Linked DNA regions of Homo sapiens: regions 2, 3, 4 and 5 are each linked to region 1. A link is an interaction called in ENCODE POLR2A ChIA-PET data of the cell type or tissue named here. Cell type or tissue: K562. All regions are shown on one strand.

The links. Peaks named below come from ENCODE experiments on the same cell type or tissue, not always from the same donor. Only the 100,000 strongest peaks of a DNase experiment are listed, where the experiment ranks them.
Region 2: POLR2A ChIA-PET joins it to region 1 with 6 read pairs; 10 of 35 experiments call an interaction of 5 or more read pairs at or near these places.
Region 3: POLR2A ChIA-PET joins it to region 1 with 6 read pairs; 1 of 35 experiments calls an interaction of 5 or more read pairs at or near these places.
Region 4: POLR2A ChIA-PET joins it to region 1 with 6 read pairs; 1 of 35 experiments calls an interaction of 5 or more read pairs at or near these places.
Region 5: POLR2A ChIA-PET joins it to region 1 with 9 read pairs; 2 of 35 experiments call an interaction of 5 or more read pairs at or near these places.

Annotation. Positions count from the first base shown.
Region 1 is chr22:21,777,262-21,782,261 of GRCh38, forward strand. The region is part of intron 6 of MAPK1 (mitogen-activated protein kinase 1); the gene reads right to left. Among named protein-coding and RNA genes, the nearest start is that of YPEL1, 44 kb to the left of the region's middle. In K562, a CTCF peak has its summit at 2,599; DNase peaks (open chromatin) are centred at 1,900, 2,222, 2,550, 4,816 and 1 weaker place.
Region 2 is chr22:21,855,274-21,860,273 of GRCh38, forward strand. All of the region lies in intron 1 of MAPK1 (mitogen-activated protein kinase 1), which reads right to left. Among named protein-coding and RNA genes, the nearest start is that of MAPK1, 9.9 kb to the right of the region's middle. RefSeq lists an enhancer at 569-1,070. In K562, no CTCF peak of the experiment used is centred here; DNase peaks (open chromatin) are centred at 568, 1,176, 2,828 and 4,658.
Region 3 is chr22:22,864,253-22,869,252 of GRCh38, forward strand. All of the region lies in intron 2 of LOC105372948 (a long non-coding RNA gene), which reads right to left. It also overlaps IGL. Among named protein-coding and RNA genes, the nearest start is that of MIR5571, 20 kb to the right of the region's middle. In K562, no CTCF peak of the experiment used is centred here; DNase peaks (open chromatin) are centred at 2,316, 2,823 and 3,995; H3K27me3 peaks cover 1,950 bases.
Region 4 is chr22:23,253,681-23,258,680 of GRCh38, forward strand. It overlaps BCR (BCR activator of RhoGEF and GTPase), which reads left to right. Exons shown (of 23, transcript NM_004327.4): 2 at 119-300. Among named protein-coding and RNA genes, the nearest start is that of LINC02556, 70 kb to the right of the region's middle. RefSeq lists an enhancer at 3,561-4,217. In K562, no CTCF peak of the experiment used is centred here; DNase peaks (open chromatin) are centred at 2,022, 2,457, 3,636, 4,028 and 4 weaker places.
Region 5 is chr22:22,134,973-22,139,972 of GRCh38, forward strand. It overlaps IGL. Among named protein-coding and RNA genes, the nearest start is that of VPREB1, 110 kb to the right of the region's middle. In K562, no CTCF peak of the experiment used is centred here; no DNase peak of the experiment used is centred here.

The DNA.
Region 1 (5,000 bases):
GAAAATCAACCCACATTTTCCAATCTATATCTTGCTAGACCTCTCTGCTGCATGGACACTGTTGTGCATGCCTACTTTCTCAAAATGCCATCTTCTGCTTCTGTGATATCACATGGCACTAGTTTCTTTTCTTTGTCCCTATTCCATCACTGGCTGAAGGTTTGTGTTCTCCAACTTCTCACAATCTCACTCTTCTTCTTCTTCTTCTTCTTTTTTTTTTTTTTGAGACAGGGTCTCACTTTGTTGCCCAGGATGGAATCCAGTGGCCTGATCTCAGATCACTGCAATCTCTACCTCCTGGGTTCAAGCGATCCTCCTACTTCAGCCTCCCGAGTAGCTGGGATTACAGGTGTGTGTCACCACATCAGGCTTATTTTTGTATTTTTGGCAGAGACGGGGTTTTGCCATGATGCTCAGGCTGGTGTCGAACTCCTGGGCTCAAGTGATCCACCTGCCTCGGCCTCCCAAAGTGCTGGGATTACAGGCATGAGTGACCGCACCCGGCCACAATCTCATTCTTCTATCTTTTCAATCTCTTGCAAGATTTAAAAGACCACAGGTTAAATACCTCCCAAAGCTATATTGAGCTGAGGGTGACCAAGCTGTAGATCAATAAATCCAAGTTTGTGTAGGTAATAAAATATATAGCCTATGATTCCATTTACAATCAATGTATGTATCTATATGTGTAATAAAGTCTGCAAGGTTTTCAAACATTAGGTTATCTGAGAAATGGAGACAGACTTCTTATAGAAATTGCGTTTTTTAATTTAAAAAAAAAAAGTGGGGGCCAGGAGTGGTGGCTCACGCCTGTAATCCCAGCACTTTGGGAGGCTGAGGCAGGCAGATCACGAGGTCAGGAGATCAAGACCATCCTGGCTAACACGGTGAAACCCCGTCTCTACTAAAAAATACAAAAAATTAGCTGGGCATAGCGGTGGGTGCCTGTAGTCCCAGCTACTCCAGAAGCTGAGGCAGGAGAATGGCGTGAACCTGGGAGGTAGAGCTTGCAGTGAGCCGAGATCTCGCCACTGCACTCCAGCCTGGGCGACAGAGTGAGATTCCATCTCAAAAAAAAAAACAAAAAACAAAAAAAAAAAAAACGGGGGGCGGGGGGGGTCCGGGTGTGGTAGTGGCAGGAGGATCCCTTGAGTCCAGGAGTTCAAGACAGGACTGGGAAACATAGCGAGACCCCATCTCTACAAAATTTATTTAAATTAGCCAGGCACGGTGCTTGCCCGAGCCCAGGAGTTCGAGGCTGCAGTGAGCTGTGATTGTGCCACTGCACTCCAGCCTTCCAGCCTGGGCAACAGAGGGAGAACCCTGTCTCTTCAGGAAAAAAAAAAGGGGGGGGGTGGGGGGGAGAAAATAGAATTCCTTATCTTCCCTCACTCTCGGGATCACCTGCTGGTTGTGCCCACCAGCATCCACTGCCCCTCTAATCCATCCAACAGTGTTTGCTATAGGGGAGCGCTCAGGCTTGCCCACGCTCCTGGGCTGTGCTGTGGGAATGGTGACACTCACTGGGCCATATTCACCTGAGTCCCCTTGGCCACAGTGACTGCTCAGGGATAGGCATGGCATCCAAGCTGAGCACAAAGAGGTGATGAGAGTCAGCCTAAGTCCTGGCTGCAGTGATCAGGTCAAGTGTCTTACTCTCATCATGAAAAGAGAGGCTGACTGACAGACAGCCCAGAGCAAGGCAAAACTGGATGATAAAGAAGTCCAGATTCTAGACACAGTGTCTGTGCCCATCAATCCACATGTGACTGAACTTTTCAGTTATCAGAGCCAATAAAGCTCTTTCTTGGGCCAGTAAGTTCTTGTTATGTGGAACTGTGGAACTGAAAAGACCTCAGACGGTTGACCCACCAAACCCGGCCTTCTGGTCTGTGTGAATGACTCACCCACATTCCCTTGCTCCCCAAGCACCATCATTCAATGGTAACCACTGCTTATCTTTTCACATATGTTGTTGAATTCTTTTCTATGCATTTTCTTGTAGAAGGCTGAAATCATATTATGTATGACAAATGCTGTTTTATTTTCCCTTAGTAAATACTGTTCATTAGCATTTTCCCCCACTATCAAAACTTTGTAAAAAAAATCACTTTTAGCGGCCTTAAAATATTCCTTTAAGTAGATGTCTCATAATTTACTCAGCCATTTGATTAACATTTGGCACTTAGGTTGTTTCTAATGCCTAACAGGTGCCTTAAATTAAACACAGACTAAACCAAATTCTCAACTGCTGTCACCCAAACTGCTCCTCCTATAGTTTTCCTCATCTCAGTATTTCCTGTAGACTGTGTGTTCTTGTCCTTTGCTCATTTATTTATACACTGTGGTCTTAGATTTGTCTCTGCTCTTTAGATACTAATAATATTAATAATGAATCTAAAGTTAACAATAATTCCTTAACTCTTTTAATTATCCTATGAGGTGGGAACTACAATTGTCTCAATTTAGGGTTGAGGAAATCATGAAACAGCTTAAATAACTTGTCCAAAGTCAAAAATCCAAGTAGCAGAACCCTAGTTTGAACTCAGGAGGCGGACTCCAGAGCACCGGGTATAACCACTGTACTTTGCTGCCTTCTACAGAACAGTTAGGAGAAGGTCCAGTGTTACTCAATTTAGAACATTTTAGACCTATTGTCCACACCTAATCTAATTTTATTTAGCTTTTAAACTTTTATATGTCTCTCTTTCCTTGATGTTTGTTTTAAAACATAGGAAGTCTTTCTCCATGCAGAGATCAGAAAAATACTGAATACTCTATTGTTAGTTTCTCATGATATAAATTTTAAATAAGTATCAATTCTTTTAGAATTCATTTTGATGTGTAATGATTTAAATTGATTTTCCTCCAAATAGCTATTCAACTAGCCCAGTACCATCTGCTGAATAATAATTTCTTCTCCCTCACTGAAGTCATTTGAGAGAATCGTAAGCTAAGACTCCTTTAAAGAAAAATCTACAATAGTGTCGGTTTAAGGGATACAGCAATCAAAAATTTCCAACAAACATGAAAAAATTTCAATCTCACTCTTAATTACAGAAAAACAAATTAAATGCCACTCCCCCATTTGGTTGGCAGACCTAAAAGTTCAATACCCAGAATTGCTGGAACAAAAGACATGTGACAGAATTGCCAGACTGTCCTCTACAGAGACTCAACCAGTTTACACTCCACCAGCTCTCTCCGAAAACACCCTTTTCCCCACAGCCTTGACCACACAGTAGGGTGTCAAACTTTGATGTCTGCTACTCTGTTGAGGAGGGCGTTAAAAAAAAAAAAGAATTACTGACTTTTCAATGTTTGTATCTTGTATAATGAGTAAACATGAGTACCTTTTATATATTTAAGAGCTGTTTCATCTTCCTTTTCTGTGAACTCTCATTAAAAATTCTAGCTTGTAAGTTTTTTAATCTCTTGAGTTCCCTGAGGTCTTCCATTCATTTCCTGACAAATCTAGACTATCAGTTCTGTAAGAAAGCTCTCTCTCTCTTTTTTTTTTAATGAGTCCTCAGACTTCCCATCTCCAAACAGGTTCTTAATCCCTCTTATTGCTGGTACTATGTATGTCCAGGGCCTTAGAAGCCTTGATGGCACCAAACAGACACTCAAATCTATCCACTGAATGAATGAATTTATGTATGTTTTCTTAAAAATATAAAAACAACTGGCTAGATGTGGTGGCTCATGCCTGTAATCCCAGCACTTTTGGAGGCCAAGGCGGGTGGATCCCGAGGTCACGGGATCAAGACCATCCTGGCCAACATGGCCAATATCTTGGCTAAAAATACAAAAAATTAGCCAGGTGTGGCGGTGCGCGCCTGTAGCCCCAGCTACTAGGGAGGCTGAGGCAGGAGAATTGCTTGAACCTGGGAGGCAGAGGCTGCAGTGAGCCGAGATTGCACCACTGCATTCCAGCCTGGGTGACAGAGTGAGACTCCCTCTCAAAAAAAAAAAAAGAAAAAAAAGAAAAGAAAAATAACAGTGCTGGGTGCGGTGCTCACGCCTGTAATCCCAGCACCTTGGGAGGCCAAGGTGGGCAGATCACGAGGTCAAGAGTTCGAGACCAGCCTGGCCAACATGGTGAAACCCCGTCTCTATTAAGAATACAAAAATTAGCTGGGCATGGTGACATGTGCCTATAATCCCAGCTACTCGGGAGGCTGAAGCAGGAGAATTGCTTGAACCTGGGAAGCAGAGGTTGCAGTGAGCCGAGATCGCGCCACTGCACTCCAGCCTGTGTGACAGAGTAAGACTCTGTCTCGAAAATAAATAAATAAATAAATACATACATACATAAAAAGCAAAAATTAGCCAGGTGTGGTGGCACGCACCTGTAATCCCAGCTATTCAGGAGGCTGAGGTGGGAGAATCGCTTGAACCTGGGAGGCAGAGGTTGCAGTGAGCCAACATCGTGCCACTGCACTCCAGCCTGGGAGACAGAGCAAGACGCTGTCTCAAAAAAAAAAAAAAAAATTAGCCACGCATGGCGGCACATACTTGTGGTCTCAGCTATTCAAGAGACTGAGGCGGAGGATTGCTTGAGCCCAGGTGGCGGAGGTTGCAGTGAGCCAAGACTGTGCCACCGCACTCCAGCCTGAGTGGCAGAGTAAGACCTTGTCTCAAAACAACAACAAAAAAACATGGTAGAACTGTTGAAGTGATGTTCTGAGATTTGGTTCCAAGAGACCTTGCAGCATAGGCTCTTGCTCTTTTGGAATATTTCTGCCATCATGAGAAGCCACTGAGTCTAGTCTACTTTAGGATAAAGAGGCAACTGTAGGAAGGACCAACTGTTAAGACGTTAAACCACCACAATTGAGGGATGGTGAAGGGAGCCAGCAGATGACTGCAGTGCATGGCTGAACCCAGGTGGGCTCAGCAGAACTACCCAGCTGTGCCAGCCCAATGGACTCATGAACAAATGCATGGCTGTTATTTCAAGCCTGAGTTTTGGAGTGTTTTTTTAATGCAGCAATAGG
Region 2 (5,000 bases), 78 kb after region 1:
AAGTCTTTGCTTTCATAGAAAGATTGTGCCAAGTTCTTTCTTTTTCAGAATTGCTTTTAAATCAGTTCTATTTAAGTATTTCTCTCTCTCTCAAACTTGACATTTTTCATTACACCTTTTTTTTCCAATGCCAAAATAGCAGCATTAACATTCATTCCAGTCACTAGGTAAAAACTCTCTTCAGTCAAACACACATGAATAATCTAATTCGTGAGGTAAACGACTACTGTCATACAGTATTACGAAGTTCCAACCTTACTTGCAGAGCAAAAAATAAAAAATAAAAATAGTCATTTTCCTCAAGGGTTTAATTGTGGGCTTTTAATGTTGAAGTAAATCAATTTACTAGTTTTTAACCTCAAGTTTTTCCCTATTTCATTATATCTCAATAATGATTATCCAGAGATTTCTGAGGTAAATTACATTAAAGACAGCGCTAGTAACTGGGAAACAATCCACACATGAATCTTAATATATTGCATATATGCTAATTTCATGTAATGTTCCTGAGGGCGGTGACAATATTAGAGCTGTACGAGACCCTAGAGACCATCCCAATCCCTTAACTCCACAGATGAGAAACACAAAAACTTGCAGAAGCAGAGTGACGAGCACATGCCCATGTGACATGTCATCAGAAGCAGGGACCAAGACTCAGGTCTCTTGCCTTCCAGGCCAGTCCTCTTTTGGTAGGCTAAAAGCTGCCTTTCACAGCTTCCCACAAATTTCAACACATCCTCACTCAAGTACGTTTCTGAAAGGGACTCACCGACAACTCTTTAGAGAAAAGGAACTATATCTCAAACCATAGGAAAAGTTCTATATCTAGCTTATCAAACTTTTAGTCTCTGAAGCATGTGAGAGTAAGTTTGCCAGTATTTCTTTCTCATTATCCCCCAATACTTTAGTGACTATTTCCAACAAACAAAACTAGACTATTCTCCCATACAAACAAAATGCTACCATCAAAATCGTCAACGCTCACCTGTCAGATTATGACCAAAGGCCTCTAAGTCAGAATCCCGCCCAGGCAAAATGACATGGCAGCCAACTGTGGAGCCTCGGTTGGCCTCGGATAGCTGGTCCCCCCTTCATTCACACCACATATCTGAGGACCAGATATGGAAAGCCTCTCATGCTGGAAAACTTGGCACAGTAGAAAGGCGGCCACACTTTTGCCCGTCACACAATGCACATTCACGGGGGACCTGTGCTAAACCATTCACAGACAACCTGTTTCTGGGTCAGGGTTTCGTATACAGCAGAGCAGTCAGCTATCGACACAAGGGTTTGTAACAAAAAACAAAAAACAACAAAAAAAAGGAAGGACAAACCAAAACAAAAAAGAAAATACCAAAAAAAAGAAGAGTTAAAAAAAAAAGAAGATAAAAATAAAATCATTAACACAGATACACGACTACAATCTAATTTTCAGACATTCTAGTTTTGCCAATCATGCCGATTCAGAATCATGAACCACATGGAGTTGCCATGTTTCTGCACACTTCTTTAGTGTGGAACAATTCCTCAGTGTTTTCTTGGTTCCATGATCTTGACTTAATTTTGAGGTTTACAGGCCAGTTATTTTGCAGAATATCCCTAAACTCGGGTTACCTTGATGTTGCCTCCTGAAGATTTGGATTATGCATGAAACACTTGACTGTCCCTATTCTAACTATATAAAGATGCTCCTTGACTTACTATGGACTTACATCCCAATAAACCCTTCATAAATGGAAAACCTCATAAGGTGAAATGCTTGTTTTTTTTGGGAAAGTTTCTTGCTCTGTTGCCAGGCGGGAATGCGGTGACACGACGACGGCTCACTGTAGCCTTGACCACTCAGGTTCAAGCGATCCTCAGCCCCAGGCTCCCAAGTAGCTGGGACTATAGGCACGTACCACCACACCTGGCTAATTTTTTTTTTTTTTAATTTTTAGTACCTTTAGTACAGAAAAGGCCTCACTATGTTGCCTAGATTGGTCTCAAACTCCTAAGCTCAAGGAATCCTCATGCCTCGGTCTCCCAAAGTCCTGGGATTATAGGCATGAGTCCTGCACCCAGCCTAGCTGAAAATACATTTAATACACCTAACTTACCAAACATCACAGCTTAGCTTAGCCTACCTTAAACATGTTCAGAGCACTTACATTAGCCTACAGTTGGGCAAAATCATCTAACGCAAAGCCCATTTTATAATAAAAGTGTTGAGTAACTCATATGATGTATGAAATACTATACTGAAAATGAAAAACAGAACAGTTGCGTGGGTACTCGGAAGTAAGGTTTCTACTGCATGTGTATCACTTCCATACCATTGTAAAGTCATCTGACCACCAAGCCAAATATTTGTACTTCTGCACATGCTGCTTTACATAGAGACCGAGACAAAGGGGGATTCACATCTTGTCAACCCTGTTTACTTCAAAGGAATAACAGAGCATTAACTAGGTACCAAGTGCTCAGGACTTCAAGTATACTGTTTTATTTAATACTCATGACAATCCTTTGACCCCTTACTTGTGACTGGCAAGTTACCCAACTTTTGTTTCATTTTCCTCATCTGTAAAAACCGGAGAGTGATACACACTCCCTGGAGAATGACAGGGAAAACAGTACCAAGAACTTTAACCTAACAAGTCAGAAATCAATGAGACCCCTTTTGACAATTCCCACCTTGCCCTTTAGACATTCCGAGATATGCAGCTTTATTTAATAAATGACCCCACCTTGGGCCTCAGCTGACTAGACCAGAGGCAGACACTCTCCCAGGCTGGAAAGGCCAGGTGGAGTGAGCTGTTCTGTGCAGAATGATCTCCCTAACAGTGTTTTTACACATTCTGTTCCACTTGGAATTGGATTCAGAGTGTTCTCAGCCTCTGGTCATCAAAAAACCTGAAGACACATACCTTCAGGGAGCTAGGGTCAGCTCTCCTCTGCTGAGTGCATGGGGAAGTGACAAAAGAGAAAAGAGGGGGGAAAATCCAGCTGCTGAGAGATGTAGGGTACAAGAAGCTTTTGTAACTGTAAAGAGGGAGGGAGGTAGCTACGTTGGTCTATTTTCCAGTTCCTGGTTCCAACTATACCTAAAGCTTTAACTGCACTTTCTATCCTTGCAGTAATATGACAAAGGCCCCCAGATCTTAATCATAAACTTTTCATTTTCTATAATGCAGTCTCTACAAAGTAGTGCCTAAAACATTCCAGCACTCTACCCTACCTTTTACCCAGCTAGCTCTAAGTCTTCCTTCAGGTCCCAGCTTAAACACCACTTCCTCCCGGAAACCCTTCATGACTACTCAGAATATCTTATATCATCCAGTGGCACTCCACACCTCACCATACTCAGTAAATGTTATTACTGCCCTGTTGGACTGTAAACACCAAAGAGTAAGAACAACTTTTGTTCACTACTTTGTTCCTACTGCCTAGCACATAATCCGGTACGTGTTTAATAATATTAAATGAATGAAAATCAAGAAACTGGTAGAGGTAACTAGAAGGAATGGGAAGAAATCAATACTGCTTCCTGATAAAAATTAAGTTGCTAGATGACAGATCCTTTGGAGATAAAGAAAAAACAAAAACAAAAAACAAAGTTACTTTAACTCTAATCCTTTCTAGCCTCTTCTTCAGGTCTGTCTGCAATGGCATAATCATTTTATACTTTAGGGCTAATCCATTCAGGAACCCAGGCTGTAGGAAGTACGTTTCTAGGTAACTCGGTATAACAGAGAAAAGCCTATAGTAGTTAAAAGAAAAAAGGTCACAGGATTTGGGGTCTGCATAAATCTCAATTTACATCTCAGTTCTGCAATATACTTACTGGCTGTGAACCCTGAACGAGTTACCTGACACCCAGTTCCCTTATGTGTAAAGTGCAAAATATAATACCTCAAAGACAAGGATGACGGTCAGGCGCGGTGGCTCACACCTGTAATCCCAGCACTCTGGGAGGCTGAGGCGAATGGATCACGAGGTCAGGAGTTCAAGACCAGCCTGGGCAACAGGGTGAAAGCCCATCTCTACTAAAAACTACAAAAAAAAAAAAAAACTTAGCCAGGTACAGTGGCAGGCACCTGTAATCCTAGCTACTCAGGAGGCTGAGACAGGAGAACTGCTTGAACCTGGGGGCAGAGGTTGCAGTGAGCCAAGATCGCGCCACTGCACTCCAGCCTGGGCAACAGAGTGAGACTCTGTCTCAAAAAAAAAAAAAAAAAAAAAGACAAGAATGAGAATGAAGCTTAAACCAGCAAGGCAGGCTTGCAACTAACATTAGTCAGTTGATCATGGCATATTATCCATGCAGACACCTGCTATCCAGCTCCTACTGGCCATAGGTTCAAACCCCAGGGCCTGCCTTGAGTCTGAGAATCTGGGAGGGACCTTGGAGACCATCTATCCTGTGGGTTGCCCAACATCATTTTCAAAGCAATCAAATCCTTTTTCCAAATGGGATCTTGCCCTGCTAACCCTAATAGTTACTACCTATGTGAACTGAAGATGATAATGACTAAAAGGAAATTAAGAAAAAGAAAAAAGACTAAGGGCAGAGGAAGAAGGGAAACGGGAGGGGAAGGAGGTAGATAAGAGAAGAGCAAAGAATAGAAAAAACAGGGATTAGGGGAGAGAATGCTGTATGTGAAGTTTCCCTATTTGGGGTGAGGCCTGAAGCCCCTAAGAGAGGAGGAGATTTGAAAACCACAGACAGAGCCCAGTCCTTTCATGTTATAGCAGGGGAAATAGAAACACATAAATTTTGTTCAGCTGCCTATAGCTTTCTCCTCCTGTGGTTCTGCTCAGTTTCCAGAAAGCCTGGGTAACGTCTGAATCCTCCTGGAATCTCTCTTCTTCCTTCTGGTACGGTGTGGGCCATTTCAAAGCTCAGGCAGGTGGCCTTTCCTAGAGGGAGCAGAGACAGCGCAGCTACTGGATGAGCTCCTAGGCACCTTTCAGTGTGGGAGCCTCAAGAAGTGAAAGAAAAAAAGCAAATCTAAAGG
Region 3 (5,000 bases), 1.1 Mb after region 1:
AACAAAAAGAAGAAAGAGAGAAAGGAAAGGAAAGGAAGAGAGGGAAGGAGGGAAGAAAGAAAGAAGGAAAGAAGCAAAAAAGGAAAGGAAAGAAACAAAACAAAAGGAAGAGGAAGGAAGGAAGAGAGAGAGAGAGGAAGAAAGAAAGAGAGAGAGAGAGAAGAGATGAGACGAGACGGGGGGGGAGAGAGGCAGGGAAGGAGAGAGGGAGGGAGGAGGAAGGAGGGAGAGAGAGAGAGTGAAAGAAGAAAGAGAGAAAGAAAGAAAGAGAGAAAGAAAAAAAGAAAGAAAGAGAAAGAGAGAGAAGAGTGGGGAAGTGCCACACTCTTTTAAACAACCAGATCTTGTTTAAACTAGTGGTTAGAATTCATTCGTTATTATGAGGACAGCAGCAAGCCAATCATGAAGGGTCAGCCCTCATGACCCAAACACCTCCTACTAGGCCCACCTCCTACAGTGGAGTTCATCTTCCAGCATGAGATATGGAAGGAATAAACAATGATATCATCCTCTGAACACTGATATTGAAAAATAAAAGGTATTATATGAGAACACTGTGAAAAGCTGCATACCAAAAATTAGATGAAAAGAAAAAATCCCTAAAAACATAAAAACTACTAAACTGGCTCAAGGAGGTATAGAAAGTCTGATTAACACTATAACAAGAGTTTAAATTAGTCATTGAAACCTCCCACAAAGAACGGCCCAGGCATGAAGGGTTTCATTGATGAATATTATGAACTGTTTAAGGAATTAATAATAATTATTCATAAACCCTTCCAAAAATATAAGAAAGGGGAACATGAGCAGCTCATTCTATGAGGCCAGAAGTATGCTGATACAAAAACAAAAGACATGAAAAGTGAACTGGAGCACAACAGCCTCTATGAAAACAGATGCAAAACAACCACACTTCAACAAAATACTAGCAAAATATAAAAAGGATTAAACACCATAACTAACTAGTATTCATCCCCAATATTCAAGGGATTCTTAACCTATGGAAATTAATTATTTTAATGCTCCCTATTAAAGAATAAAACCACATGGTTATTTCAACAGTCACATCAAATGTTTTCATGTACGCAGACAGGACTTCCTGTTGTTTTCCCATTCCTGTTAAAGCATCATAAAAGGCACGATTTGTGGTGCTACTGGATGGGGTGCTACTTCATGCAAACTGGATATGTCATGTCCAACCATGAATATACTTAGCCATAAATGCTAAAAGATTGTAATTTGGTGTCAGAGACTTGGTGGTCAGTGACCACTTCCTTGGCAAGTGGTAAGTACAGACATCTGAAAGGATAACTAGGATTTAGGTAGGTATTGGATAAGGAGGTGAGTTACACACAGAAAAAGTTTCACTTAAAAACTCATAGACGCTTGAACACAGAAGATGGCTCAATAGGTCTGAGAAATAAACAAAGTCCAGAATAACTGGAGCTGAATGGAAACAAGGCAAATGACATGAACCATCTGTTTCTCTCTCGACAACTCACTGGGGCATTGTCTCCTCCCTATACCACCCACGTGGATTGTAAAAACATCTGTTCTTAAAACTTTCTTGTGCATCATGACAGCATGTAGCACCTGAATCCAGCTCAGTTAAATGAGGGCAGGACAGTCAACCACAAAACCCAGGTGGCCCAGGAAGCACATCAGGGAGACAAGACCTTGCTGTCAAAAGCAGAGGAAGTGAGATTTTCCATTGTGGCTAAGCCCAGAGCATATGAAATTTCAATGGGTACACAAAAACCATATAGGGTTTGGTTAAGCTGCAGATGCAGTCTTTGCAGGTTTGAATGGGGCCCCAGATTCTCCATGGCAAATAGCCTCCAGTTGAGGTTGATTGATGCTGGTCCTCCAAGGAACACACTTTGGGTGGCTTAGCTCCTATGCACCCTCCTCACTCATGCACAGCTGAAACTCACCTACATAACGCACCTTCTGAGAAGCATAAGTGACCTATTTCTCCTCCACTAATGTGTCTCAGTCCCTTTTACTAAAAAGGAATATCTGAAGTTGGGTAATTTGTAAAGAAGCAAAGGTTTATTTGGGTCATGCTTCTGATGTCTGTAAAGTTCAACAGTGGGCATCTGCATCCAGTGAAGACCTCAAACTGCTTCCACTCCTGACAGAAGGTGAAGATGAGCCGGTGTGTGCAGAAATCAATTGGAAACAGAAAGCAAGTTCTTTCCTAAAAATACTGCAGGAGTTTAATGATCATATTTACAAAGTGTTTAACACAGAGCCTGACACACCCTAGCTGCTCATGAGTTGGCAGCAATTATTGCTGATGTCATTCATGAAAATTGGACCTCAGATGGAGAAACTGCAGTGCAGAGAGTTTGAGAAGTTTAGGGACAAGAAAGACTTAGTGACTTAAAATCGAGTTCTAGGAACTGAGGAGAGCATCCCTGGGCATTTTACTGCCATCTTTTCCAATGTCTCAGAAACTGTTTCAATGTGACGTCAACCAGAGAGGAAAGCAGAGGGGTTTGCAGAACCAGGGGCTACAACTTCATCCACGGGAGAGTGATGTAGTAAGCGGGTGGGAAGGGGCAGCTGAGCTCATCTGAAGGGTGTTTAAGGTTTTCTGGCCCAGGGATCTTTGGCCATCTCTCCCTGCCCAGGGCCTCATTCTTCCACTGACCGGCAGGAGCTGGAGAGTGGCTTCTGAGTCTGGTTAGAGATCCCAGCAGCACCCAGAGGGGGAAGACATTGGAGAGACGGGTCTAAGGTCACTGGAGACACTGTTTGCTGCCTAGAGGGCTGCGACAGGCTCCTTGAAAACAAAATTCAGACACTTTAGGGGAAGAAAACACAGGATGGGAAGGCTCCTCACCAGGGGATTGTGGATAACAGAGACCAAAGCATCTACAAGGAGCCCAGCCCTACTGGAGGTGCCCTGAACACAGAGATCCTAGGGGTGTCTGTATTATTTTGCCAGGGCTGCCATAGCAAAGTAGCACAGCCCTATGGCTCAAAGAACACAAATGTATTTTCTCACTATTCTGCAGATGATGTTAGAATCTAAGATGAAGGTATCTACAGGGTTGGCTCCTTCTGAGCACTGGAGAATCTGTTCCATGCCTCTCCCAGCTTCTGCTGGCTGCGGAGGTGTTTGCTGTTCCCTGCCATGGAGGGAAATCACCCCAATCTCTGCCTCACATTCAAATGGAGTATTCCTCATGTGCGTGTCTGTGTCACAGTTTCCCCTTTTTATAAGGACATGAGTCGTGTTGGATTGGGTACGTACTCTGCTGCAGTATGACCTTTTCTTAACTAATTTCAACTGTAATCACCCTATTTAAATATAAAATCCCACTCTGAGGTCCTTGCAGTGAGGACTTCATTATACAAATTTGAGGGGACTGAAATTCAAATTCCTAACAGTGTGTCTGCCATGACTCAGGCCTCTCCTTGGGGCTCTGCAGGTGGGATGTGCACCACCAACCTCTCAGGTGGGGCATTACCTGACAGCCCAGAAGGACCCCAGGCCCTCTGAAAAATGACGTCTCTTTCATCCACCTTGAGGGACATGTTTTCTGGCTGTCCTTCTCATCCTTTGCATGCTGACATGGGAGACATCATCCTCTGCTTTTTAAAGAAGGACTCCTTCACCTTCCCAATCACCCCAAGTAGATGCCCATGCTGGTTCCACAGAATCAAACCACGGTGGGTTACGAGTTATATTAGCCACCAGCTGACAATATTCCCTGAATGTCCAGGATCCACCCATGCTCTCTGACCATCACCAGAGTGAGCAAATCTCTGATATGTGGGTAAGAGTTTCTCCCATGGGCTCCCAGCCGGGCTGTAAGTGAGGCAAGACCCCTTCTTCAGTGCACGGGGCTCAGTGCAGCTGCCTCCCTGACCAAGTCTTCCTGGGACACTAAGCTTATCAGTTTCTCTCCCCCAGGGACAGTTTTTGGTTGTCCTAAGCCTAGCTCAGCTCTGCTATGAACTTTGCATCCTAAGAGCCCATTAAACACCCCCTTGTGCCTCAATGGAATAACCTGGAGTAAATAGTGTGAGGTGCCCCTGCTTTCTGCTCCCAGGGCCTCTTCTCCTCGGTGGCACCAGCACTGCCCTATTGACCAGCAATCCTCACCTGCCCATTCAGGCCTCTACACTGCCTACCGTGAACAGTCACAGATCACAAACTGATTGCCAAATTTGTGCAGATCATCTTGACAGTTTCTGTGGAACTGGGTGCCTTCTCATAGAACCAGGAAGTCACAAGCCAGGCCAGCTCTAGAGAAGCAACTGGGGGAGTAACATGCATCACAGCGCCTGGACACAACAAAGGGATTTTGCTGTAGTCCTACTAGGACACATCCTAGTGATGTCTCTGAGAACCAGTCTTGGTCCCTGCAACAGAAAGCCTACTAAACAGGACAGTAGGCTGCAAGGTTGGGCACAATTTGTGCCGTGTGTGAGCCATGTAGATTGTGCATGTGTGTATGTGTGTACATATGTGTACATGTGCATTTAGTGTTGCAAGGAAGGGTTGTGTCAAATGTCCCAACTCAAAACTTTTCTGTTTTCCTAAGTTATCTGCTTCTATCTTTACTACCTTTGTACTATCATAAGAATAAGGATAATGATTAGGGTTGAAATAGGAGAAGGAATAATGTTTAATTATTCATTCTTATGTGTTTAATACATATCAAGCACTCTTCAAAACAATTCATATTTATTAAATCACTCAATACGAACTACTCCATGAGCCAAATATTGTCATTATCTCTCCATTTCCAGTTGGAGAATCTGTGATACAGATTTTGACACATGGGAAAGCTAAGGCAAAGAAAGGAAAAGGACTTTGCCCGATGTCAGAACTAGAAAGTGCCTGACCCAGGAGCAGAACCTGAGTCTTCCAGTCCCAGAGACCCTGTTCTTTAACAACAGCCTGTGGGCCTGTCACTGTGCTTTAAGGTAAAGCACTGACATCTCCCTAAGACTCCAGAAAGTTCTCTGTACTTTTTGAATCA
Region 4 (5,000 bases), 1.5 Mb after region 1:
TCGTTGTGAGATGCCTGTTGGGGACAGAGATGGTGTCAGCTGGGTGCTTGCTGGGATGGGTTGAGTATGGATGCTCCCTTCTCTGTCTCTAACACAGGATGCTTCTTTGCACACACAGATGGCTCGTTCGGAACACCACCTGGATACGGCTGCGCTGCAGACCGGGCAGAGGAGCAGCGCCGGCACCAAGATGGGCTGCCCTACATTGATGACTCGCCCTCCTCATCGCCCCACCTCAGCAGCAAGGGCAGGGGCAGCCGGGATGCGCTGGTCTCGGGAGCCCTGGAGTCCACTAAAGCGGTGAGTCCCCATGGTGTACGTGTGGCAGGAGGGCCAGGTGAGGCTCCCTGAAGCGCAGCCCCATGCTCAGGGGTATGTAGCAGGTAGGTGGTGGAGCAGCCAATGGTTTGGAAGCGAGTGGGTCACCAAAAACTCCTTCCTCATCTCTACATGTGGTACACAGACAGCCTGCCAGATGTGTTGATCAGGGAGATCGGGGGATGCTTTGAACTGAGCGTGGAGGAGGCAGGCAGCATGTGGTCTTGAGGCTGAGAATGTCAGCACCAGAGGCCACCACCAAGACCTGCGTGGTGGCGCCGGCAACACTCCTGAGCCAGGTGGTGTCTGGGCTTGGGTCCCTTTGCTTCATAGCCTTCTTGCTCCCTTTTACCAAAGCGTGTGCTGAGGATGGCTCCATCCATGTGACCAGAGCCTTTCCTGTGAATTTTCACTTGACCCTCATTAATAATTCTTGGCCTTTCTGTCACTTCCACTTTACAAAGGTGAAACTGAAGTCCAGTGGTGGCTTCCCCAAGGTCTCATGGCTAGTGAGTAGCGGCACATTCAGTAGATGCTCTGCCATGCCCTCCAAGAAAGCAGTGGACCCACGCCCCCCCTCACATGAGAACGTAGCCCGGGCTGGTTGCAGGCTGGATGGTGCTGGACCGCCCGGCCCTGCATGAAGTTCTGATTCCTCTTGCTGGTCCCACAGCTCAGGGGGCTGCTTCAGCAATGCTCTGGGGCCCAGATGCTCACCCCTTGCCATTGGTGCATGTCCCCCCACTTGACCTCTTGGGTTCCTTACTTCTTGGGCTGAGAAAATCACTGCCCCAGGGCAGTTGCTCCTTTTTGTCTTTTTGGTCCCTGATGACAGATTACTTCCGCACTCTGCTTAGCTTATTTCTAGATGGTTTCCACCATAGCCTGGCATGGTGGCTCACACCTATAATCCCAGCGACTCAGGAGGCTGAGGTGGGAGAATTGCTTGAGTCCAGGAGCTCGAGACTGCAGTGAGCTGTGATTCTCACCACTGCACTCCAGCCTGGGCAACAGAGCAAGACCCTATCTTTAAAAATAATAATAAAAAAATAAATAAAAAGAGCAAGAGAGAGATGGACTTTTCCCCATTTCTGTAAGGAAGCTCCAGAAGTGTATCTTCTCACTGAGCTGCTTTTTTCTGGGGCTGACATGTTAGCTGCACGCCTGGGACTGCTGCTTACGTATATACTTTTGTGATTTCTGAAGGCCTTGGTGCTGGGCAGGCTTCTCATTCTGAACCGAGAGGATGGGAGAGGAAGCCAGTGGGTAACATGTACCTGCTCCGTGCAGCACACACAGGCTGCTGCCTTAGGTAGCTTCCTATCCCACGTCGAGTGTCAGCTTTTTACAGACTAGGAGGCCGAGGTTCAGAGAGGTGAAGTAACTTGCTTGGGCCACACAGCTCCAGGGTTTGAAGCCTTCCTGATTCTTCAATGGGCACACTTTCCCTCCCTCAACTGTCTTGTCTTTCTTGGTGCACCCCTTTCTTGCTGCATTGTGAGCGTGGTTTGGTACAAAGAAGGACCAAGTTCAGGTAGGCTAAGTGCTGAACTTGAGAAAGGCAATTTCTTTCCATCATTCTTGAGGGCTATCTGCACCCAGCCAGTCCTTGATGCAGTTCCTGGCCCCGAAAGGAAGCTGATCTGCCCACTCAGTGCCCCAGTCCCTGTCCGGGGGTGGGGGCCTCCCACCCACACCTGGCTCTGACTTGGAGTACAGCCTTCACCTTTCAGTCCAGGGCTTCTCCTCTGTGAAGCCACTCCAGATCCTGGTCCCCCGACCCCTGCTCCCTGCTTCTGCCCTCACAGGAGCTGTAGATGTTTCTCGTGGTGCACATCCTGCAGGAGGTTGCACGTCTCTGCCTGTCAGGTCCAGAGTTTCCAATCCCAAGCACGCCCCTTGGCCCAGAGCTGGTCTGAAGAGGAGGGGATTTGATTGGAGGAGAACTGTGTGTAGCTCCTTTCCAGAAACCTTCTGGTGCTCTTCCCAGTGGTTGGGGCCCCAGGACGGGTACCCTTCACTGCTCTGGAGACAAGCATAGCCTTGACTTCCTGGTTTCCCTGCCAGCCATGCAACAAGCCATGCAAATGTCATCTTTCATTTCTGATCTTTGGTTTGAAGACATGGCTGTCGCTTCCTAGGACACCTGACTTCCCCCAGGGAGCATGGTGATCTTGAGGCCAGAGGCACCCTGATCCTGACCATCCAGTGGGAAATGGGCATCAGGCTGCTCATCCCTCTCCTCCTGCACGCCACCCACCCCTCATTTGGTCCCAGATGCTGATCTTGAGTCTTTGGGGTGTCAGTGGACTCCTGTGGCATGGGTCTTCTCTGTGAATACCCACTCGTAGTGCAGACAGAGGCTGGACAGAGGCCAGGCACCCCCTTGCCCGGGGTGCTGTGGGAAGGATTCACACAGGCTGGCCTGTTGCGACAACCTGCAGCCCCAGGACCCTGTACAGAGGCCAGCCCCTTGCCCTCTGGTATGCCTTGAGGGCCAGGTTCTTGGGGTGTTCGCCGGCTGGGCCGCAGGACAATGTCCAGTCTGTTGGTAATGAAAACCTGCCCTTGCCCAGAGCAAGAGGGTCCTTTCTCCAGCAGCTGTGCTAGCTACACACTCCCAGCCCAGAGCAGCCTGCCCCTCGCAGTAAGGGTTTTGCACCCTGATCACCACTGGGCTCCCCCAGATTAGGGGGACTAGGAGGAGGGACTAGAAGGGGCCTCTTTGCACTCTGCCCTGTCCTGAAGCTCAGTTCCAGCTCCCGCCCTCAGTTCACCCGTGGGCCTGGTAGCCAGCTGACAACAGTTTTATTCACCTGTTCTCTGTTGGCTTTTCCTGCTTGGTTGTCACAAGCCCAGTTTGTTTTGTGGGTTCTTTATTGGCTTTTATTTAGCCTCAAGTTTTGTGTTTGTACCCACCTAGGTAGGGTCATGGTAGGAGGGCCTTCCTTCCATGTCACTGACTTCTTTTTCCAATTTCCCTTTACCTCCGGCTTCCTACCCGCCCCAGCCTCCTTGCCTGCCTCCATGGCCCTCCCTGCATTCACGTCCTTTCCCATAACTGGCACAAGCACAGCCCTGAGTTATAAATAGCCCCAGGCCAGGCCCTGCCCTTTGCTCTCTCGTTTTCTCTGCATGGACTTGGCTGATTTCTGAGCCATCCCTGTCTGATGCCATCAGCACTATTCAGGACTCTAGAAGATTCTTAGTCTAAGGAGAAGTGCCTCATCCTGAGTCTTGTCTCCACCCCACCCCGTCCATGCCCTGAGCCAGATGTTCCCTGAGCGGCCCCGCCCTTCAGAACACGGAGGGAGAGCCAGATTCTGCCTTCCTGCCTGTGCTGTTTTTCCTCCTGGCTTTCCAAACCATGTGGACAGAACGAGACACAGTGCTCCCACCCACGCCGGCACAAGCATCTCACACTGGGTGGGGCTGTCATGGGCCCTGCTGCCCTAGCAGCCTCCCTGGGCCCTACAGGCCGCCTGGTACTCATAGTAGCAAGATTGTCCTTAGAACATGAGCACGGCTGGCAGGCTGGGTGGATGGGTGGCGCTGCCCAAGGGACCCACCATTCCCTTCACCTCTTCTCCTCTTGTGGAGCAGGGAGCGGCATCTGCACACAGTAGGAGGCACCTGCAGGGGCAGCTGGGGTGCTTTCCCCAAAGACTCCACCATTCATGATGGGCAGAGAGGGGGTGTCATAGGTCGCCCCACCCTACGTGTATGTGCACCATGGGCAGCAGACTTGCTGAACTTGGGTAGCATTTCAGGGCACCAAGGCAGGCTCAACTGACAGCCCTGGGTTCCTTGGACCCAACTGTCTCCAAGTGAGAGTACGGAGACCCTGAAGGAGCCCTCAGAGATTCATAAAAACGCAGCCAACACTAGGATACAACCAGGTGTTTAAGATCCACTCATTGATTTATTAAATGAATCTTAATTGAGCACCTGGGTGTTCTGGGCACTGTGCTAGACAGGGAAGTTCCTAGCTCAGGCACAGCCGTGGCCTGGAGGCTCCCACCCGTGGAGTCACTGCCTACCCTGCCCTGGGGGGACAGGTGTGCATGGAACCTGCGTGTCCTTTTCCTTGGAGCTGCTCTCAGCCCAGATCTTGATGGCTGTCCCCCCCACACACATGTACGTGTGTATAAATGCATATATATACACACATATACACAGGCACCCGGGCATGCTGACACCTCATGCATACATTCACACAAGTGTGCACACACTTAGGAGATTCCCAGGGCAAAAAGGTGGCCCAGGAAGGCTTTTTAGATGGTCCCAGTGGGCAAGTGAGGATGTGTGGTCCAAGCCCCAGGGACTCAAATGGGGCACAGGGTGGGGCTCCCTCCCCGGGCAGTGGAGGCTCAGGGCCGGAGGGCATTTGCCTGAGACCATGGGGCAGGCCAGGCCCTGGGCACTTCGTGTTGAACCTGCTGTCTATACCATGACATGCCTCCCTCCTAGAGGGCCAGGGAAATAGGACAGCAGGGTTGGGAGTAGGCAGGGGCTGTGCTGGGACCCTGATTCCAAATTCTACAGATACCATGAGGCCTGAGCTGACCTCAGTCAGATCCTTCCTCAAACCCATCAGTTCTCACTGGAGGTGATTCTGCTCCCAGGGCATGTGTGGCAGCGCCTGGAGACATTGTGGCTGCCACACCTCGGGGGAGAGGGTG
Region 5 (5,000 bases), 360 kb after region 1:
GTTAGCCTCCCTAGCAGCTGGGACTACAGGCGTGCACCACCACGCCCAGCTAATTTTTGTATTTTTAGTAGAGATGTGGTTTCACCATGTTGGCCAGGATGGTCTTGATCTGTTGACCTCGTGATCCGCCTGCCTCAGCCTCCCAAAGTGCTGGGATTACAGACGTGAGCCACCATGCCTGACTGAAAATACTTTTTGCTATGCTGTTTCATAACACAGAATTAAACCTGTGTTTTTGTGAGACAGGTTCCAAACACTCTTTTTGTAGAATCTAAAAAAGTGATGTATCCAAACCTTTTGAGCCATAATAAGAAAACATGAATATTTAGCCCTAACTGCTGGAAACAAGCTATCTGTCAACACACTTTGTGATGTGATGCTTTATATCACAGAAATGAACTTATGTTTTGATGAAACAGATTCAAAACACTATTGTAGAATCTTAAGAAGTGACATTTCTGAGCCTATTGTGACCTTATAGGAACATACAAACATCCAGTCCTAAAGTCTACAAACAAGCTATCTTGGAAAACACTTTTTGACGTGCAGTTTTATAACACAGAATTGAACCTGCATTTTGATAAAAACACGTTCCCAACTCTCTTTTTGTAGAATCTAAGAAGTGACATTTCGAATCTATTGAGCATTTACAGTAACGTATGAATATCTTGTAATAAAAACTAGAAACAAGCTATCTGTAAAAACACTTTGTGATGTGCTATTTTATGTCACAGAATGGAACCTGTGTTTTGTTTCAGCAAGTTCTGAACTCTTTGTAGAATCTAAGAAGTGACGTTTTTGACCTTATTGAGCCCTTATAAGAAAATACAAATATCCAGCTATAAAAACTAGAAACAAGCTATCAGCGAAAACACTTTTTGCTGTTTCATATCACAAAATTGAACCTGTATACTGATTAAACAGTTTCCAAACACTTTTTTTGTAGACTCTTAAGAAGTGATGTTTCTAAGGCAGTGAGGCCTTATGGGAACATATACATAATCCAGTCCTAAAAACTAGAAACAAGCTATCTGTGATAACCATTTGTGATATGCTGTTTTATGTCAGAGAATGGTACCTGTGTTTTGATTCAACAACTGTGAGACACTCTTTTTGTATAATCTAAGAAGTGATGTCACCAAACCTATTGAGTTTTATAAAAAATATGAATAACCCTAAAAACGAGAAACAAGCTATCTGTCGAAAATGCTTTGTGATGTATTTTTTTATATCAAATAATGGAACCAGAGTTTTGATGAAACAGCTTCCAAACACTCTTTCTGTAGAATCTAAGAAGTGACATTTCCAAGTCAATTGAGTTCTTACAAAAAAAATGCAAAATCCAGTCCCAAAAAACTAGAAACAAGCTACCTGTAAAAATGCTTTGGGACATGCAGTTTTATGTCACAGAACGGTTCCTGTGTTGATTCAACAAGTTCAAAACACTCTTGATGTAGAATCTAAGAAGTGCTGTTTCCAAACCTATTGAACTTTTATTAAAAAAGTAAAAATATCCATCCCCAAAAACTAGAAACAAGTTATCTCTGAAGATGCTTTGTGACGTGATGTTTTATGTCACAAAATGGAAACTACGTTTTGATTTAGCAAGTTCTAAACACTTTTTCTAGAATATAAAAAGTGACATTTCTGAGCTTATTGAGCTCTTAGACGAACATACAAGTATCCACTCCTAAAAATGAGAAGAAAAACCTATCTCTGAAAATGCAATGTTATGTGCTATTTTACATCACAGAATGAATTTTCAAACACTCTTTCTGTAGAATCTAAGAAGTGAAATTTCCAAACCTGTTAAGCCCTTATAGGAACATATGGATATTCAGTCTTAAAAACTAGAAACAAGCTATATGTGAAAATGCATTGTGAAGTGCTGTTTTATGTCACAGACTGGTCCCTGTGTTTTGATTCACCAAAGTTGAAACACTCTTTTGGTAGAATGTAAGAAGTGATGTTTCCAAACCTATTGAGCTTCTATAAGAAAATATGAATATCCAGCCCTAAAAACTAGAAATAAGATATCTGTGAAAACACTTTGTGATGTGCTGTTTTATGTCACAGAATGGAACCTGTGTTTTGAGTTGACAAGTTCCAAACACTCTTTTTGTAGAATCTAACAAAGTGACATTTCCAATCTTACTGAGCCCTTATAGGAAGATGTGAATATCCAGTCCTAAAAATGAGAAAAAAAGCTATGAAATTGCATTGTGACATGTTGCTTTATGTCACAAAATGGAATCTTTGTTTTTATTCAACACTTTCAAAACTTTTTGTAGAATGTAAGAAGTGACATTTTCAAACCTATTGAGCCCTTATAAGAAAATGCAAATATTTAGTCATAAATATTAGAAGCTCTCTGTGAAAATGCTTTGTGATGTGCTGTTTTATATCACAGAATTGAACCTGCATTTTGATGAAACAGCTTCCACTCACTTTTTTATACAATCTAAAAGGTGACATTTCCTAGCCTCTTGAGCCCTTATTGGAGCATATGGATATCCTGTCTTAAGAACTAGAAACAAGCTAGCTGAGAACATGCTTTATGACATGCTGTTTTATGTAACAGAATGGAACCTGTGTTTTTAGTCAACAAGTTCCAGACACTCTTTTTGTAGAATCTTAGGAAGTGACATTTTCTATTTTTATTGAGCCCTTATAATAAAATATTAATATTTAGTCCTAAATATTAGGAAAAAACCTACCTGTGAAAACGCTTTGTGATGTGGTTTCATATCACAGAATTGAACCTGTGTTTTGACAAAGCAACTTTCAAACACTGTAGAATCTAAGAAGTGACATTACTGAGCCTATTGAGCTTTTATAGGAACATACAAATATCCAGTTCCAAAAACTAGAAACAAGCTCTTGGTGAAAACGCTTTGTGACATGCTGTTTTATGTCATAAAAATGGAACCTGCCTTTTGATGAAACAGCTTCCAAACAGGTTTTTTTTTAGAATCTAATAGTTGACATTTCTGGCCCTATTGAGCCCTTATAGAAACATATGAATATCCAGTTCTAAAAACTAGAAGCAAGCCATCTGTGAAAATGCTTTGTGATGTGCTGCTTTTTGTCACGGAATAATACATATGTTTTGATTCAACAAGTTCAAGACACTCTGTAGAATCTAAAAAGTGAAGTTTTTGAACCTATTGAGACTTGATTAAAAAATACGAATATTCAGCCCTAAAAGCTAGAAGCAAGCAATCTGTGAAAACACTTTGTGGTATGCTGTTGTATGTTATGGAATGGAACCTGCATTTTGATGAAACAGCTTCCAAAACACTTTTTTGTAGAATCTAAGAAGTGACATTTTGGAGCCTATTGAACCCTTACAGGAAAATACGAATATCCAATCCTAAAAACTACAAACAAGCTATCTGGTAAAACGCTTTCTGATATGCTGTTTTATGTCTCAGAATGGTACTGGGGTTTCAATTCAGCAAGTTTGAAACTTTCTTTTTATGGAATCTAAAAAGTGACATTTGAGAACCTATTGAGCCGTTATAAAAAATTCAAATATTAGCCATAAAAATTAGAAACAAGCTAGCTGTGAAAACGCTTTGTGGTGTGCTGTTTTATGTCAAAGAATAATACCTGTGTTTTGATTTGGCAAGTTCAAAGCACTTTTTTTTCTAGAACCTACGTAGTGACATTTACAAATCTGTTGATCTTTTATAAGAAAATATGAATATCCAGCCACAAAAACTAGGAAAAATCTGTGAAAATACTTTGTTATTTGCATTTTATGTCACAGAATGAAACCTGTGTTTTGATGAAACAACTTCCAAACCCTCTTTTTGTAAAATCTAACAGTGACACTTATGAGCCTATGGAGCCCTTATAGAAGCACTCAAATACCCAGTTTTAAAACTGGAAACTGTCTCAAAAACACTTTGTGAGGTGCTTTTTTATGTCACAGAATGAAACGTGTGTTTTGAGTTGAACAACACACAAGTTTCCAACACTCTTGAATCTAAGAAGTGACATTTTCAAACTTGAGCCCTTATAGAAACATACAAATATCCAGTCCTAAAAACAAGCAAAGGCTATCTGTGAAAATGCTTTGTGATATGCTGCTTTGTGTCATGGAATGGAATCTGTGTTTTGATTCAAGTTTGAAACACTCTGTAGAATCTAACAAGTGATGTTTTGAACCTATTGAGTCATTATAAGAAAATGCAAATATTTAGCCATAAAAATGAGAAACAAGCTTTTTGTGAAAATCCTTTGTGATGTGTTTTCTATCACAGAATTGAACCTTTGTTTTGTTGAAATAGTTTCTAAACATACTTATTGCAGAATCTATGAAGTTATATTTCTGAGCATTTGAGCCCTTATAGGTACACATGAATATCAGATTCTAAAAACTAGAAAGGAGCTATCTTTGAAAACTATTTGTGATGTGCTGTTTTATGTCACAAAATGATAACCATGTTTTGATTCAAAAAGTTTGAAACACTCTGTAGAATCTAAGAAGTGACATTTCTGAGCCTATTGAGCCCTTAGTAAAAAAACAAACAAAAAACGAATATCCACTCCTAAAAACCAGAAAAAAGCTATCTGGTAAAATGCTTTGTGTTGTGCTGTTTCATGTGACAGAATGGTGCCTGTGTTTTGATTAAACAAGTTTGAAACACTTTTTTTTTGTAGAATATAAGTAGTGATGTTTTAGAATGAATTGAGCCCTTATAAGAAAATGCAAATATTTAACCATAAAAATAAGAAACAAACAACCTGTGAAATCACTTTGTGATATCCTTTTTTTATGTCACAGAATGGTACCTGTGTTTTGATTTAACAAATTTGAAACACACTTTTTGTAGAATCTGAGATGTGACATTTACAAACCAATCTTAAGCCAGTTAGATACTCTGATGAGCCAGCTGTGTGTGTATGTGTGTATGTGTGTGTGATCTTTGATTATTAAAACTGAAAAAATAATCGTATATTCATGACTAGTAGACACAGTGTTTTAAAACTGA